3 separate regions of the Homo sapiens genome follow, and regions 1 and 2 are each linked to region 3. A link is a contact called in ENCODE Hi-C or POLR2A ChIA-PET data. All regions are on one chromosome and are shown on one strand. The core of a region is the stretch at or near the end of the contact, and the rest is flanking DNA. Distances in the headings are between cores, read along the strand shown. Region 1 overlaps LOC107984931 (a long non-coding RNA gene). Region 2 overlaps LOC105376863 (a long non-coding RNA gene). Region 3 holds the start of MYOM3 (myomesin 3).

Region 1 (4,928 bases), core at 917-3,416, 66 kb before region 3:
CTGCAACCTCTGCCTCCCAGGTTCAAGCGATTCTCCTGCCTCAGCCTCCCAAGTAGCTGGGATTACAGGTATGTGCCACTGTGCCTGGCTAATTTTGTATTTTTAGTAGAGATAGGGTTTCTCTATGTTGGCCAGGCTGGTCTCTAACTCCTGACCTCAGGTGATCCACCCACCTCGGCCCCCCAAAGTGCTGGGATTACAGGTGTGAGCCACCACGCCCGGCCCATTTTAACTATTTTTAAGTGTACAGTTCAGTGGCATTAAGTACATTCATAATGTTGTGTCATCATCACCACTATTTCCAGAACTTTTTTTTATCATCCCAAACAGAAACTCTATGCCCGTTAGACAGTAACTTCCTATTCCTTCCTCCCCTCAGCCTCTGGTAACCTCTATTCTACTTTTTGTCAATGAATTTTCCTGTTCTAGGTACCTCATATAGGTGCAATGATACAATCTTTGCCCTTTTGTGTCTGGCTTTCAGGGTTCATCCATGTTGGAGGATGTGTCAACATTTCACTCCTTTTAAAGGTTTTCAAGATTCATCCATGTTGTAGCATGTGTCAGCAGCTCATCCCTTTTAAAGGCTGAGTAATATTCCTTTTTTTTTTTTTTTTTTTTAGACGAAGTTTTGCTCTTGTTGCCCAGGCTGGAGTGCAGTGGCGCGATATCTTGGCTCACTGCAACCTCTGCCTCCAGGGTTCAAGCGATTCTCCTACCTCAGCCTCCTGAGTAACTGGGATTACAGGCATCCGCCACCAAGCCTGGTGGCTTGGTTTTTTTTTTTTTTTTGAGACGGAGTTTGGCTCTCGTTGCCCAGTCTGGAGTGCAATGACGCTATCTCAGCTCACTGCAACCTCCGTCTCCCAGGTTCAAGCGATTCTCCTGCCTCAGCCTCCTGAGTAGCTGGGATTATAGGCACGGGCCACCACGCCTGGCTAATTTTGTATTTTTAGTAGAGACAGGTTTTTTCCATGCCTGTAATTGCCACCACGCCCAGCTAATTTTTTTTTTTGTCTTTTTAGTAGAGACGGGGTTTCTCCATGTTAGTCAGGCTGGTCTCGAACTTCTAACCTCAGGTGATCCACCCGCCTCAGCCTCCCAAAGTGCTGAGATTACAGGCATGAGCCACTGTGCCTGGCCTTAATTTTTTGTATTTTTAGTAGAGACAAGGTTTCACCATGTTGGCCAGGCTGGTCTTGAACTCCTGACCTCAGGTGATCCACCCGCCTTGGCCTCCCAAAGTGCTGGGATTACAGGCATGAACCACAGCGCCCAGCAGCTGTCTCTGGTAATTGAACAGTTTAACTTGATTCTGTCCCACAGAAATATAACAAGAGCCATATATAGAATTTAATTTTTTTTTTTTTTTTTGAGACAGGGTGTCCCTCTGTCACCCAGGCTGGAGTGCAGGGGCATGATCACAGCTCACTGAGGCCTCGAACTTCTGGGCTCAAATGATCCTCCTGTCTTAGCCTCCTGATTACTAGAACTACAGGCACGTGCCACTGTGCCCAGCTATTTTTATTTTTGTAGAGACAGGGATCTCACTGTGTTGCCAGGGCTGATCTCAAACTCCTAGGCTTAAGCAATCCTCCCTCCTTGGCCTTCCAAAGTACTGAGATTACAGGCGTGAGCCACTGTGCCCAGCTGAATTTTCTAGTAGCCATATTAAAACAATAAAAAGAGGCCCTGCAAATCACTGGCAAGCTACTTAACCTTCTTGATCTTCCACTCCCTCTTGGGTAAGATATCCACCAAAGGGCAATTGTAAAGGTCAGATGAGGTAGCATATAGGAAAGATACACATGAAAATGATTTGCTAGTGCAACATCTGATAGTCAAAGTGTTATTTTTATTTTTCTGGAAATAAACAAATGATTTGAAAAAGTATCATGTGGTGAGCACCAGATGGATAATGAGACAAGTTTATTAAACATCTTAAACTGTGCAGTCAGTGACAAAAGCAAGTGGGAAGCAACTAAAGATGTTAGAGCTGGGAAAGCCGCCTCATCTGGTCAAAGTCAGGAGGAGCAAATCCCTCTGAGCCACCAGCCCGTTTGCCCACTTGGCTCGACCCCAGCTGACAGCCCGTGCAGGAGTTATTGCTGCTTGGGAGACTTGAGATTTTGGCCAGTAGCATTCTTTTGTAATCTTCTATGTGACTGTATCCGCCCACATTTCTGACTCAGAATGAACAGGGAAAGGCGCTGCTGGCAGCTGAATTACCTCAAAACCCAGCTCCAGCCAACCCTTTGAATAGTGATGAGAGCAATGTGCTCCTCCACACATCACCTAAATAGGGAGGCCCATTTGTTATCACCACTTGGCAGATGAAAGTATTGTTTCACAGCGGTTAAGTGATTAGGCCTGGATAAGCAAGCAGAATTTCGAACCCAAGTAGCCTGACCGTGGGCCTTGTGCTGTTAGCCCTGAGGCTGCTTTAGGGACCAGAGATTACGTTATTAGGCAAATATTAAATAAACTCAGTGCATTTAGTTGCCTTCCCACCCTCAGAAAGCAACCTGGACTCAACCACTTTATTACTGATTTATTTATATCACTCTATTTTGCAGATGAAAAGCATCATTGAGTATCTCTCCCTCTCTCTTTTTTTTTGAGACAGGATTTTGCTCTGTCGCCCAGGCTGGAGTGCAGTGGTGCAATCATGGCTCACTGCAGCCTCGACCCCCTGAGCTCAAGCAATCCTCCTTCCTCAGCCTCTCAAGTAGCTTCAGTGATTCTATTTTTAGTACTTTTAGTGGTCACCCCACACCTCTAAAGGAAGGTTTGGGCCAAGCATGGTGGCTCATGCCTGTAATCCCATCCTTTGAAAATAAACTCACCCTCATAGCTCAGTAATTTGTTGCTGCTGAGATGATTGAAAAGAATGGACCTTGAGTTCGAACTGTTCAGTTGTGGTTGTCACTTAAGGTCCAGCTTGCTGGGCTTCTCTGGAGTGCTGAGGCAAGGGGTGCCCCGCCCTATCCAAAATCTGTGTTATGAGTCAGAAGGCAGAGACGCCAAAAGTCCATGGGGCAATTCCCAGGAGGAGGGCCTGCTCTGAGTGACATGTCCTCTTGGTTCTGTGGACTCCTCACCTGGAGGGGGCATCTGAAGACAGAATCCAGGACAGTAAGTCCCAATGAGGAGTTCCATTCATGGTGTGGCAAGTAAGCTCCAACTGGACTGATCTCCGGGCAGATTTCAACTGTTAACTCCGGGGGAAAAAAAAAAGCACTGGAGATTAAAAAAAAAAGCAGGCAGATTCTGAAGAGGAGTCGACACTTGGAAGAAGGAAATGGCACAGGATGAATTTCTCCTGTTTTTAATTTAAATTTTTTTCTTTTCTATTTTAAAAATATTTATTTATTTACTTAAAAAAATTAAGGTGCGGTCTCACTATGTTGGCTGGGCTGGTCTCAAACTCCTGGGCTCAAGTGATCTGCCTGCTCAGCCTCCCAAGGTGCTGGGATTACAGGTGTGAGCCACTGTGCTTGGCCTGTCTTTTGACTTTTAAAACCTATCCTGAACATTTTTCCATGCTGCTGCTTTTTTTCTTCCCCCTCTCTGTCGCCTAGGGTGGAGTGTAATGACATAATCTCGGCTCACTGCAAACTCCACCTCCTGGGTTCAAGCAATTCTCCTGCCTCAGCCTTCTGAGTAGCTGGGATTACAGGCACGCACCAACAGGACCGGCTAATTTTTGTATTTTTAATAGAGATGGGGTTTCACCATGTTGGCCAGGCTGGTCTCAAACTCCTGGCCTCAAGTGATCCACCCACCTCAGCCTCCCAAAGTGCTGGGATTACAGGTGTGAGCCACAGAGCATGGCCATGTTTTCCCCCCATGCTTCTAAATATTATATATATATATATATATATATATATATATATATATATATATATATATATATATATATAGACAGGACCTCACTCTGTTGCCCAGGCTGGAGTGCAGTAGTGCAATCTCAGCTCACTGCAGCTATGACCTCCCCAGACTCAGGCTATCCTCCCATCTCAGCCTCCTGAGTAGCTGGGACTATAGACATGCACCACCACACCCGGCTAATTTAATTTTTTTTTTTTTGTAGAGACAGGGTCTCACTATGTTGCCCAGGCTGGTCTTGAACTCCTGGGCTCATCTTCCAGAGTTGCTGGGATTACAAGTGTGAGCCACTTTGCCCATCCATGCAATATCATTGTTGGTGACTGTGTATCAGTCACAATATGACTAGATCGTAATTGATTATTAAGTGTGTTAGCCTTATATTTTACACATGAATCACAAGCATTTTTCTCAGTTGGTTTCCGCTTTATAACTTTATGGTGAGCCTGTCCTTTCATTAGTTGGCTGTGGTCCAGTAAAAACCAACCACCATCTCTCTGGGTAAACATCTGATAAATGGTGTTTCTCATGTGGGCAGGGTCCATGTCTTTTTTGTTTATCACTGTATTGCCAGTGCCTAGCATAGCACCTGGAGTGAAAGAACTACTCACAAAATTTGTGTGCGGGTCCGGTGGCTCATGCCTATAACTCCAGCATTTGTGAGGCCGAGGCAGATGGATCGCTTGAGCCCAGGAGTCTGAGACCAGCCTGGACAACGTGGCAAAACCCCAAGTCTACAAAAAAATACAAAAATTAAGCTGGGCGTGGTGGTGCACAACATGTAGTCCCAGCTTCCCAGGAGGCTGAGGTGGGAGGATTGCCTGAGTCTGGGGAGGTCGTAGCTGCAGTGAACTGAGATTGCACCACTGCACTCCAGCCTGGGCAACAGAGTGAGACCCAGTCTCAAAAAATAAATAAACAGGCCAGGTGTGGTGGCTCATGCCTGTAATCCCAACACTTTGGGAGGTGGAGGCAGGTGGATCACCTGTGGTTAGGAGTTTGAGACCAGTCTGGCCAACATGGTGAAAACCCATCTCTAC
Region 2 (5,004 bases), core at 876-3,375, 93 kb before region 3:
GCCTAATACACCACCTGTTATGTGTTAAGGATGCAAGAAATGATCTGTTCTTTCTGTTTACTGGTGAAACATTTCCTGCTTGTTCAAATCTTTATATTTTTGGAGATGTGCTTTCCTATTAATGAGTTAGTTTATTTACACAGACTCCTAACAAATATTTAGAGCAAAATTCTCTGTGGACTGAATCTCTGATTCTGCTGTCTTTAATGTCTAGTGGTTTTATTTGTTTGTTTTTTTGAGACAGGGTCTTGCTCTGTCGCCCAGGCTGGAGTGCAATGGTGCCATCGTGGCTCACCGCAACCTCTGCCTCCTGGGTTCAAGTGATTCTCCTGCCTCAGCCTTCCGGGGAGCTGGGATTTCAGGTGCCCACCACCATGCCTGGCTAATTTTTGTATTTTTAGTAGAAATGGGGTTTCATCATGTTGGCCAGGCTGGTCTCGAACTCCTGACCTCAAGTGATCCGCCTGCCTCAGCCTCCCAAAGTGCTGGGATTACAGGTGTGAGCCACCGCACCTAGCTTAATGTCTAGTGGTTTTGCAGGACGAGGACACAGATAAATTCTTGGGCTCAGGGGTCAGGTATACCCCTTCCCAGGCAGAAAGTAAGATACCATGAAAATTGTTCTTAAATGTGATCTAAGTACTACAGGAAGGTGATGAGGGGACCTCACCAAATGCAGGATGTAACCAGAAGTGACACTGGTACCCCTGCTAAGGACTGGGCACTAATGCCATAGCATCTCCTTCAACCCTCACATTAACCCTATGGTGGTAGAATGACTCCTATTTTGCTAATGACAAAACTACATGCATTTACTCAACAATCTTCCTTGTGCACCTACTACATGCCAGGTATTTTCTAGGTGCTGGAGGTAGAGCATGGGCAAAAGGGACAAAAATCCCTGTCCCTGTGGAAGTGACATTAACAAGGTAATAAATAAGTTAAGGAAGTAAAATATAGAGCATGTCAGGTGGTGCTAAGAGCATGGAGAAAAATAAAGAAGAGTAGGAGCGTGGGGGATGCGTGAGGCTGCAATTTGATTTCTTTCTGGTTTTTTTTTTTTTTTTTTTTTTTTTTTTTGAGACAGAGTCTTGCTCTGTCACCCAGGCTGGAGTGCAGTGGCATGATCTCGGCTCACTGCAACCTTAGCCTCCCAGGTTCAAGCAATTCTCCTGCTCAGCTTCCCAAGTAGCTAGGATTACAGGCATGCACCACCATGCTCGGCTAACTTTTGTACTTTTAGTAGAGACGGGGTTTCACCATGTTGGTCAGGCTGGTCTTGAACTCCTGACCTCAAGCAATCCACCCGCCTTGGCCTCCTAAAGTGCTGGGATTACAGGCGTGAGCCACTGTGCCCAGCCTGCAATTTGATTTAAAGTGACTAGGGCGGCTGGGCAAGGTGGCTCATGCCTGTAATCCCAGCACTTTGGGAGGCCAAGGCAGGTGGATCATCTGAGGTCAGGAGTTCAAAATCAGCCTGGCCAACATGGTGAAACTCCACCTCTACTAAAAATACAAAATTAGCTGGGCATGGTGGCACATGCCTGTAATCCTAGCTACTTGGGAGGCTGAGGCAGGAGAATCGCTTGAACCTTGGAGGTGGAGGTTGCAGTGAGCCGAGATCGTGCCATTGCACTCCAGCCTGGGCGACAGAGCGAGACTCCATCTCAAGAAAAATAAATAAATAAATAAATAGAATAAATACATAAATAATTAAAGTAACCAGGAAATGTCTCATGGAGATGACCTTGGAACAAAGACATGGAGAAGGCAAGGGAGGTGGCCACGAGGATAACTTGTTCAGAAACTGACCTGGGGTTCCCAGGAATTGACAGGGCGGGTACTGGAATCTCTGTCTGGCTCTAAGGCCAGTGCTCTCCTTTCAACAAGGCTCTTTTTCAAGAAGCAGTGTCGCTGTCGTCCAAGCAGGCTGTGTGCGTGTGATGCTGTGTGCGCGCACATATGTGCTATTTAGGAATGTGTTATATTTCCATGGGTAGACCCTGTGGGGACCCAAGCTTCCCTACTGACATCTTCCAGAGGCTGAGGCCTCACATTGTTGGTTTTCATGGAAACTTGGCAACTTTCTAGTTATCCCGCCCTGAGCCCTGCACCACATTCCAATGGTTTTATTTGTGTGCCTTGGAGCTGTGCCAGGGCTGGGCCTGGGACAGGTTGCCATGGCGACCTCCCCACTCTTTCCAGATAAGAATTTCTCAAGGATGTTGACGTTGGGCCTGAAATAGTTCTACCCTGCTCTCAGCCCGTAGGAGGATGAACTTTGGCATGGAGAACTGAGTTAGGAAACCTACTCATTCCCTCAGTCTTTCAATTTGTGTACACTGAATCCTGGGTAAGAAAGACTTCTCGGGAGGGTACTCCAGGGCCCCCCAGCTTTAGGATTGAGGATGGCTTTGCTTAGGTACTAGAAGAGCTTCTTTCAGTTTTTCCATTCCAGTTGTTATATTCAGTGCTTGCCTTTGAGAGCCCTGCTAACATAAGATATTTTTTTTTCTTTTTTTTTCGAGATGGAGTCTCGCTCTTGTCATCCAGGCCGGAGTTCAGTGGTGCGATCTCAGCTCACTGCAACCTCTGCCTCCGAGGTTCAAGTGATTCTCCTTCCTCAGCCTCCCGAGTAGTTGGGATTACAGGTGCCCGCCACCATGCCCAGCTCATTTTTGTATTTTTTTAGTAGAGATGGGGTTTCACCATGAGAGCCAGGCTGGTCTCGAACTCCTGACCTCAAGTGATCTGCCCGCCTCAGCACCCCAAAGTGCTGGGATTATAGGTGTGAGCCACTGTGTCCAGCTTTTTTTTTTTTTTTTGAGATGAAGTCTTGTTGTGTGGCCCAGGCTGGAGTGCAGTGGTACAATCTTGGCTCGCTGCAACCTCTGCCTCCTGGGTTCAAGCAGTTCTTGTGTCTCAGCCTCCCTTGTGGCTGGGATGATAGGCATGTGCCACCACGCCCAGCTAATTTTTGTATTTTTAATAGAGACGGGGTTTCACCATGTTGCCGAGGCTGGTCTTGAACTCCTGGACTCAAACAATCCTCCTGCCTTGGCTTCCCAAAGTGTTGGGATTACAGGTGTGAGCCACTGCACCTGTCCTGAAAGAACAACTGTCACTGGGAATTTGCTTTCAGAAAGAAAAAATGTCAGTGTTCATGCCTTTAACTCAAAATAATTCTTAAGCCAAAATAGCATATTTTGGGGTGGCGTATTCTTCCGCCCTTCACTTTTTTTCCCAGTAAATATTATTTTGAGTGAATAAAGTGACTCATCCAAAAATTCTTTTTTTTTTTTGATGACTTGTCCAAATTCACTGCATCAGTTATCTATTTCTGTATAACAAAACACTCTTGGATTTAGTGGCTTATGACAACACTGTCTTATTTGTTTATGATTCTGTGGGTCAGCTATTTGAGGTGGGATGGATGGTTCTTCTCCTGGTCTTGGCCGAGACCACTTGCAACTGCAGTCGGCTGGGGGTTTGGCTGGGAGCTGGTTGATCTGGGGCCTCAGCCAGGGTATGTTTTTGCTCCTTGTGGTCTTACGTCCAACAGGCTAGTGTCCTGGGCTTCTTTCTGAGAAAGTGAGGCTGAGGGCCTCTTCAGGGGCAGATCCTGAAGCAGTTCTAGGGGTCTTCTCTAAAGAAAATAAAAGCCATTAATATGAAATTAGGTCCAGAGCCTTGGAAGAGGCCGGTGCAAGTAAAGGGCCCAAAGCTTGAGCTGCAGGAGCCTCCCAGAACATCCGCCTTTGGTCTTCTCTGCTCTTGGATCCTCAGTGAGACTTGATGGGGTCTGACATCATTCTTACCCTTGAGAATGGGCCAGGGAACTAGCATGACATGGAACAGGGCCTCTTCTCAGTGACACACCTAAGAACCCTCTCCCTCCTCCCCAACTTGCCCCTCTCCTCTCAATCTTGAAGCTGCTATTGCTGTACTTCATCACGCTGAATTTATTGAGACACAAACTTTTATCAGGCTTTAGATTTTATTTTATTTTATTTTTTTTGAGATGGATCCTCACTCTGTCACCCAGGCTGGAGTCCATCTTGGCTTACTGCAACCTCCACCTCCCGGGTTCAAGCAATTCTCCCACCTCAGCCTCCCGAGTAGCTGGAATTTCAGGCGAGTGACACCACATCTGGTTAATTTTTGTATTTTTAGTAGAGATGGGGTTTCACAATGTTGGCCAGGATGGTCTGGAATTCCTGACCTCAGGTGATCCGCTCGCCTCGGCCTCCCAAAGTGCTGGGATTACAGGCATGAGCCACTGGACCCCGCCAGATTTTATTTTATTTTATGAGTCAGGATCTCAATGTGTCGCCGTTGGAGTGCAGTGGCGCGATCATGGCTCATGCAGCCTCAAACTCTCCATCTCAAGTGATCCTCCAACTTCAGCCTCCTAAATAGCTAGGACTGTAGGTACTCCACAAATGCCTGGTGAATTTTTGTTTACTTTTTGTAGAAACAGAGTCTCACTATATTGCCCGGGCTGGTCTCAAAACTCCTGGATTTAAGTGATCCTCTCCTTGGCTTCCCAAAGCTCTGGGATTACAGATGTGAGCCACTGCCCCTGGCCTAGGCTTTAGATTTAAAAATTCAACTCCTGCCCCTATTTCCCCCCACAAATATGCTCTCTGGCATAAATTTCAAAGGTCTATTTGAAACTCAAAAGCTAAGAATGGACTCTTTGTTCTGCTGTATCCCCCATCACTTCCTGAGGGAATGAGCTTCAAATGTCCTACCTGCTTCCCAAATGGGCGGAAAGATTCAGGAACAAAGCCCACATTAGATAACAGTATAAAATAGCTTCCGGCTGCATGGTTAGAACTGTTTATTTACACAGGTTTAGGAGCACCAGGTGAAAAATGTGAGCTTTGCCCTCACTTGGGGTTCAAATTTACCTGGGCATGTTTGGTGGGGGATGGAACCACACCGTAGGTGCAATTGTGTTCCAGAGAGAGAGGCGACAATGGAGAAGAAGGAATACACCAT
Region 3 (4,748 bases), core at 1,323-3,822:
CATCTTGACTGTTCAACAAGACTGTAAGTGAATTAAAAGTAACAATAGTGAGAACTTACTATGTTCCATGCCCATGTTAGTTTTCAAATGCATTATCCCCAGTCCCTGCAATAACCCAAATGAGGACAGCACCATTATTATCCCATTTTACTGATGAACAGGGGCAGTACTTGCTCAAGGTCACCCAGCATGATGGTGGGGCCATGACTGGCAGCCAATCCCTAGCCCAACCCCTAGCCCTTCTGATCTCTATGTCATATGTCCATTCAAGGCCAGGCCGTGGCAGAGGCTGGGGACACGGTGGGCCACAGGGCCTTTCTCCTTATAAGGGGATTGCAATGTACACATCTCCTTTGCATTCCCAAGGCTCAAGTCTAGGCCCGTGATGGCGCCCAGTGGGGCCGGATCAGATTGACCCAGGGGAGGCTCAGGAAGCGGATCCATGGATATGGAGAGGCAAACGAGGGGTGTGGGAGGCCCGTGTGCCCGCTGGCTGTGGGTTTTTGCACTGAGTTTTCTCATATCCGGGCTTCAGTCACTGCTGGGTCTCTGAGGGCCCCCCTGATGCTAAAGCTAAAATCCCTGGAATGGCTTTCACACCTCCTCCAGGTGGGAATCCTGGTCTGCAGGCTTCTGGCATGGGAGGGTTCCTGCCCAGGCGTGGGGATGGAAACAGAAGAGGGATGACCGCCTGCCTTGGCCTGCTCCTGTCAGCTTCTGTGGGGTCAGCTCTGTCTGGCCCCTGCCTCTCTAGAGGGTCCTGCTGGAGGTGGCAGCGTGTGTGTGTGTGGGCGTGCATGTGTGTGTATGTGTGTGTGTGCGTGCATGTGTAGGCTGTCTTCTGCCTGGATGTGAACACAGCACCTAGGTGACCATTTCTCTAAGTCCATGGCATGGAAGGTGAGCCCACTGGCTTTATTGGAGAGCCGTTGGCCTGGAAGGGGCATGTGGTGGAGGTGTCTGGGGCTCGGGCTGTGGAGGGTCAGTCTTAGTGGGCTTTTACCCCTTCTACTTCCTAGAAGTTTGCTCCTTTTGGGTGTCTGCAGTTGTGGGCATCAGGAAAAAGAGAATGGATGGCTGCAGGGTTAGCTGGGACCAAGGGCTGCCCCCTAAAGCTCCCTGGGCTCCTGCTAATCATCTCAAATGACATAATGGGACAGTCACCCTCTTTGGCTTCGTATCACTCCCTCCCGATGGAAGAAGTTCTCTTTGCACCCAAAGAAGTGGCTAGCCCTGCTCATTCTGCTCTTTCTTCCTCATGGCCCAGGAGGAGAGCTGCTGGGTACCACCCTAGGTGGAGCAAGGACCCCCCACTCTGCCCCAGCTTTCCTGGGACACGATGGCCCTGGCTCCAGTGGCTGAGAGTTAACATTCCCTGGCACCAGCCACTGGCTCCCTTCCCCTGGATGCTCTGTTCCCGATTAGCACAGCAGGCAGGGGCCTGGCGCTCGTCCCTGACCTCGGGGCCTCCAGCAACCAGACCCCTGGCTTTAGCGGATGAGCTACCAATTCTTTTTAAAGCACTGACTGATGCGTGGTATTAAGCAGGGACAAGTTTGCGGCCTCACTGCCCTTTCCCAAAGGACCAGGGTGCCTCTTCCCGGAACACTGTGTGTGCCTGCGTGGAGGGGAAACTGCCCCCGCTTCCCTCTCTTGGGGTGCAAAAATCTGGGCCAGAGGTCCCACTGCGTGGCCTTCCCTATTCCCCTCTGCTTTCCTCCCAAGCCTCCATCTGCCGAGGAGGCCTCTCCCCTTCTTCAGGAGGGAAAGAGGAATGCACAGCAGTTGAGCCAAGACCCCTCCAGGAGCTGCGATGGGGGCGGATGGTGGCTGGGAGCAGAGACACATCCTGCGGGCGGCGGGTGGCACAGGCTGGGACGTGTTCTTAGCCAGTGGCTCCACCAGCTTCCGCGAGGCCGAATCCTGCCCTTGCCAGTCATGAGCTGAGGCAACTCCTTTCCCGTCTGGGCCTCGGTTTCCTGTCAGGCACTGGATGAAATCCCTTCCAGCTCTAAGATTTGGGATCCGAGGGCTCGCTCTCTTTCCCTGCCTGTGGGGTTGGCCAAGCCGGGCTCAGCCAGCTCCGCTCTAAGTTCGTGGAACTTGCCAGCTTAGCCTGGCTCCCGCTTATCGCTGCTCCATCACAGGAAAGACTCCAGTTCCCAGGGCAGCCCCCACTCTTTTTTTTTTTTTTGCAACTTTCACATCACAGACAGCTCAGCTCTCAGAAGACCCAGGGCCACACAGAACAGTGGGATGGGGCAGGGGTTTCTGGAATCCCCTCCCATTTTCACTTGGGTGCTGCCTCAGCACAAATTTCCCAGGCTCCTTTCACAACACACAACACACATACACACAAACACACACACGTGCACACACACACACACATGCACCCACAGATATCACTCCCCAGTGGCTGACTCTTAGGAGGCATCCCTCCCCCACCCTGATTTCTGGGGGTGACTCACAGAAGCAGTGTGCCCACTTAGGAGTCTCTGGGGAGAAGATTCCTGAGGCCGAGAGGGTCCTTGTTCTCTTCTTGCCCTCGGCTCAGCGGGCACCGGGAGAAGAATGCGATCCCGGAGACTGCACCGTCTTAAATATAGCAGCACTGAGACAGTACAATGACAATGGATGAGAACTATGGCATCGGGGACAGGGGGCCAAGGGGAGGGGCCATTCCGTGTCTCCAGCCTGCTGGGCAGCAGCGACAGGTGGAGCTGTCCGCCGCGTCCCCCCACACTGCTCCTCCTCTCAGCTGGGTCCTTTCTGCCCAACCCAAGCCCCTGTTAAAATGGAAAGGAGGGAACGGCTCAGGCATGGTCGTATGGAGGGCAGATCCCGTGCGGCGTTCTCAGCTGTCGGGAGTTCTGATCTGAATTCTGCCCCGGCTGACTGGGTGCCCTGGGGAAGGCGCTCAGCTTCCCTGAACTGACTGCCTTCTGAAAAACGGAGACAGTGAGACTGGGCACCTGGACTTCATGAAGACGGTGGAAGGAATATGACCTAAAAGTGAGTGTTTCGTGCTCAGAAGTTGTCACTGGCTAAAACAGCAATGTGTGGCTCCTGGTCCCTCCACCACTCCGGTAGTTACTACACGGCCCCCGCCCTGACCACAGTCATGTGTGTGTGGTGTGGTGCAGGCAGGAGGAGCTGGGGAGCCACCTACTGCTTCACTGTGCAAACTGCTCAGGCTGCCAGAGTGTCCCCTGAAGGGCCTTCTTATAGGGTAAACGCACCTGACAGGGATAACTGAAGCACGCTCCAAGAATGACCCTGTGTGGAAGACCTGAATATGTGTTCCGAGCTAAGGAATCTGGGGAGTAGCCAACCCGTTTCTTACCTACGATGAATATCTGAGCCCCCGTCCCGTCCCTTCTGGTGGAACGCTGGCCATACAGGGGATTGAGGCCCTGAGTTTTGGGTTAAATGAAGATTGCCAGGTGGAGGTCATTAGGGGATGGTGTAAAGTGAAAATGCTCTATAAACTGCATGCTGTTTGCAAGGGGCTGAGGTTTTCCTGCCCAGTCGGCCGCCACTGGTATGTTGTCCAGCCCGCCGCCCCTGGACCATTTCTGTATGTAAGGCGGTTCTCCTGTCCAGTTCATCACCAGTGGACTCTCTCTCCTGTAGGCAAGCCCCTAACAAACCCCCACGTTCCTTCCTTTCCTTCCTTCCCTTCCTTCTCTCCCTTTCTTTTTCTTTCTTTCTTTCTTTCTTTCTTTCTTTCTTTCTTTCTTTCTTTCTTTCTTTCTTTCTTTCTTTCTTTCTTTCTTCTTTCTCTTTCCTTCCTTCCTTCCTTCTTTCCTTCTTTCCCTCCCCCCCTCCTTCCTTCCTTCCTTCCTTCTCTCTCTCTTTCTTTCTTTCTTTCTTTCCTTCTTTCCTTCTTTCTTTCCTTCTTGAGTCAGAGTCTCACTTTGTTGTCCAGGCTGGAGTGCAGTGGCATGATCTCAGCTCACTGCAACCTCCGCCTCCTGAAACCCCCATGTTCCGTTTGCTGGCTATGGATCTTTTCTTTGGCCTCTCAAACCTGGTGCCTTCCCTACTGAGGTTAATAGGTGTTCGGCACCACACCTCTTCCCACCCTTTGCCCTCTCCTGCCATTCCCTCAGTCTCAATTCTTTCCCCCTCACATTCATTGGCACCTACCCTATGCCAGACCCTAACCTACAGGGGAAGTCAGGCACTTACGACAGGAGGTGATCAGGAAGGTGCACCTGGGTCGAGTCTCAGAGGATGAGCCGGTGAGGGGAAGGCTGTACCGGCCCCTAGCCAGAGAGCACAGCTTCCCTCCCTCACCCCTTCCTGCGACCTCAGGTGGCCACCCACACTACACCTGTCACTCTTGCTGGTGCCTCAGGGACTCCTCACTCGAGAGAAGGAGAGAGAGAGCACAAGTGAACTTTGCAGGCAAAATCTGAATCCCCTGCCCTATTTGAAAACCCCTTTCTAAGCTCTTCTGTGGCTCTCTCTTACAGCATCTTTTGGGAGAGAACATTTCTCTCCCATCTTCTATTGACCCAATCGAACAAGGGCTTTCCAAGACTCATCTTCATACATTTGCTGTGAGGGATGAGTGTGAGTGAATCCGTACGAACAGCAAAGAGGGCTTTGAGCTTCCAACTGAGCAGGAGACAGTCATTTAAACAGGTCCTCTAGCCCCGTCCTCCCAAGGCAATCTGGGGAGATGAATGAAGGTGCACTGGAGAGACAGGGTGCATCCTGGAGTCAAACCGGCTTAGGCTTTC

The links. A loop is a pair of places that touch in the nucleus more often than their neighbours do. ChIA-PET counts read pairs that join two places held with the same protein, here RNA polymerase II (POLR2A). Pooled maps may share reads with other maps.
Region 1: a loop to region 3 is called in a pooled map, with 2.2 times the contacts of the local background. The contact joins the enhancer-like site here to the promoter of MYOM3 in region 3. A Hi-C loop is called at or near these places in 3 of 50 pooled maps. POLR2A ChIA-PET finds 5 or more read pairs at or near these places in 5 of 52 experiments (MCF 10A, Panc1, RWPE1 and 2 more).
Region 2: a loop to region 3 is called in a pooled map, with 3 times the contacts of the local background. The contact joins the enhancer-like site here to the promoter of MYOM3 in region 3. A Hi-C loop is called at or near these places in 4 of 50 pooled maps. POLR2A ChIA-PET finds 5 or more read pairs at or near these places in 6 of 52 experiments (Caco-2, HepG2, MCF 10A and 3 more).

What each region holds. Positions count from the first base shown.
Region 1 is chr1:24,044,310-24,049,237 of GRCh38, forward strand. The region is part of intron 1 of LOC107984931 (a long non-coding RNA gene); the gene reads left to right. Among named protein-coding and RNA genes, the nearest start is that of MYOM3-AS1, 20 kb to the right of the region's middle. Within about 2 kb of position 2,167, at least 15 of the 41 ENCODE cell types and tissues checked have a DNase peak (open chromatin) inside an H3K27ac peak, as active enhancers do; they include Panc1, where a contact is called at or near this core.
Region 2 is chr1:24,016,831-24,021,834 of GRCh38, forward strand. The region is part of intron 1 of LOC105376863 (a long non-coding RNA gene); the gene reads left to right. Among named protein-coding and RNA genes, the nearest start is that of SRSF10, 39 kb to the left of the region's middle. Within about 2 kb of position 2,126, at least 31 of the 41 ENCODE cell types and tissues checked have a DNase peak (open chromatin) inside an H3K27ac peak, as active enhancers do; they include PC-9 and Panc1, where a contact is called at or near this core.
Region 3 is chr1:24,109,563-24,114,310 of GRCh38, forward strand. MYOM3 (myomesin 3) reads right to left here and starts at 2,573. Exons shown (of 37, transcript NM_152372.4): 1 at 2,469-2,573. RefSeq lists an enhancer at 2,775-3,283.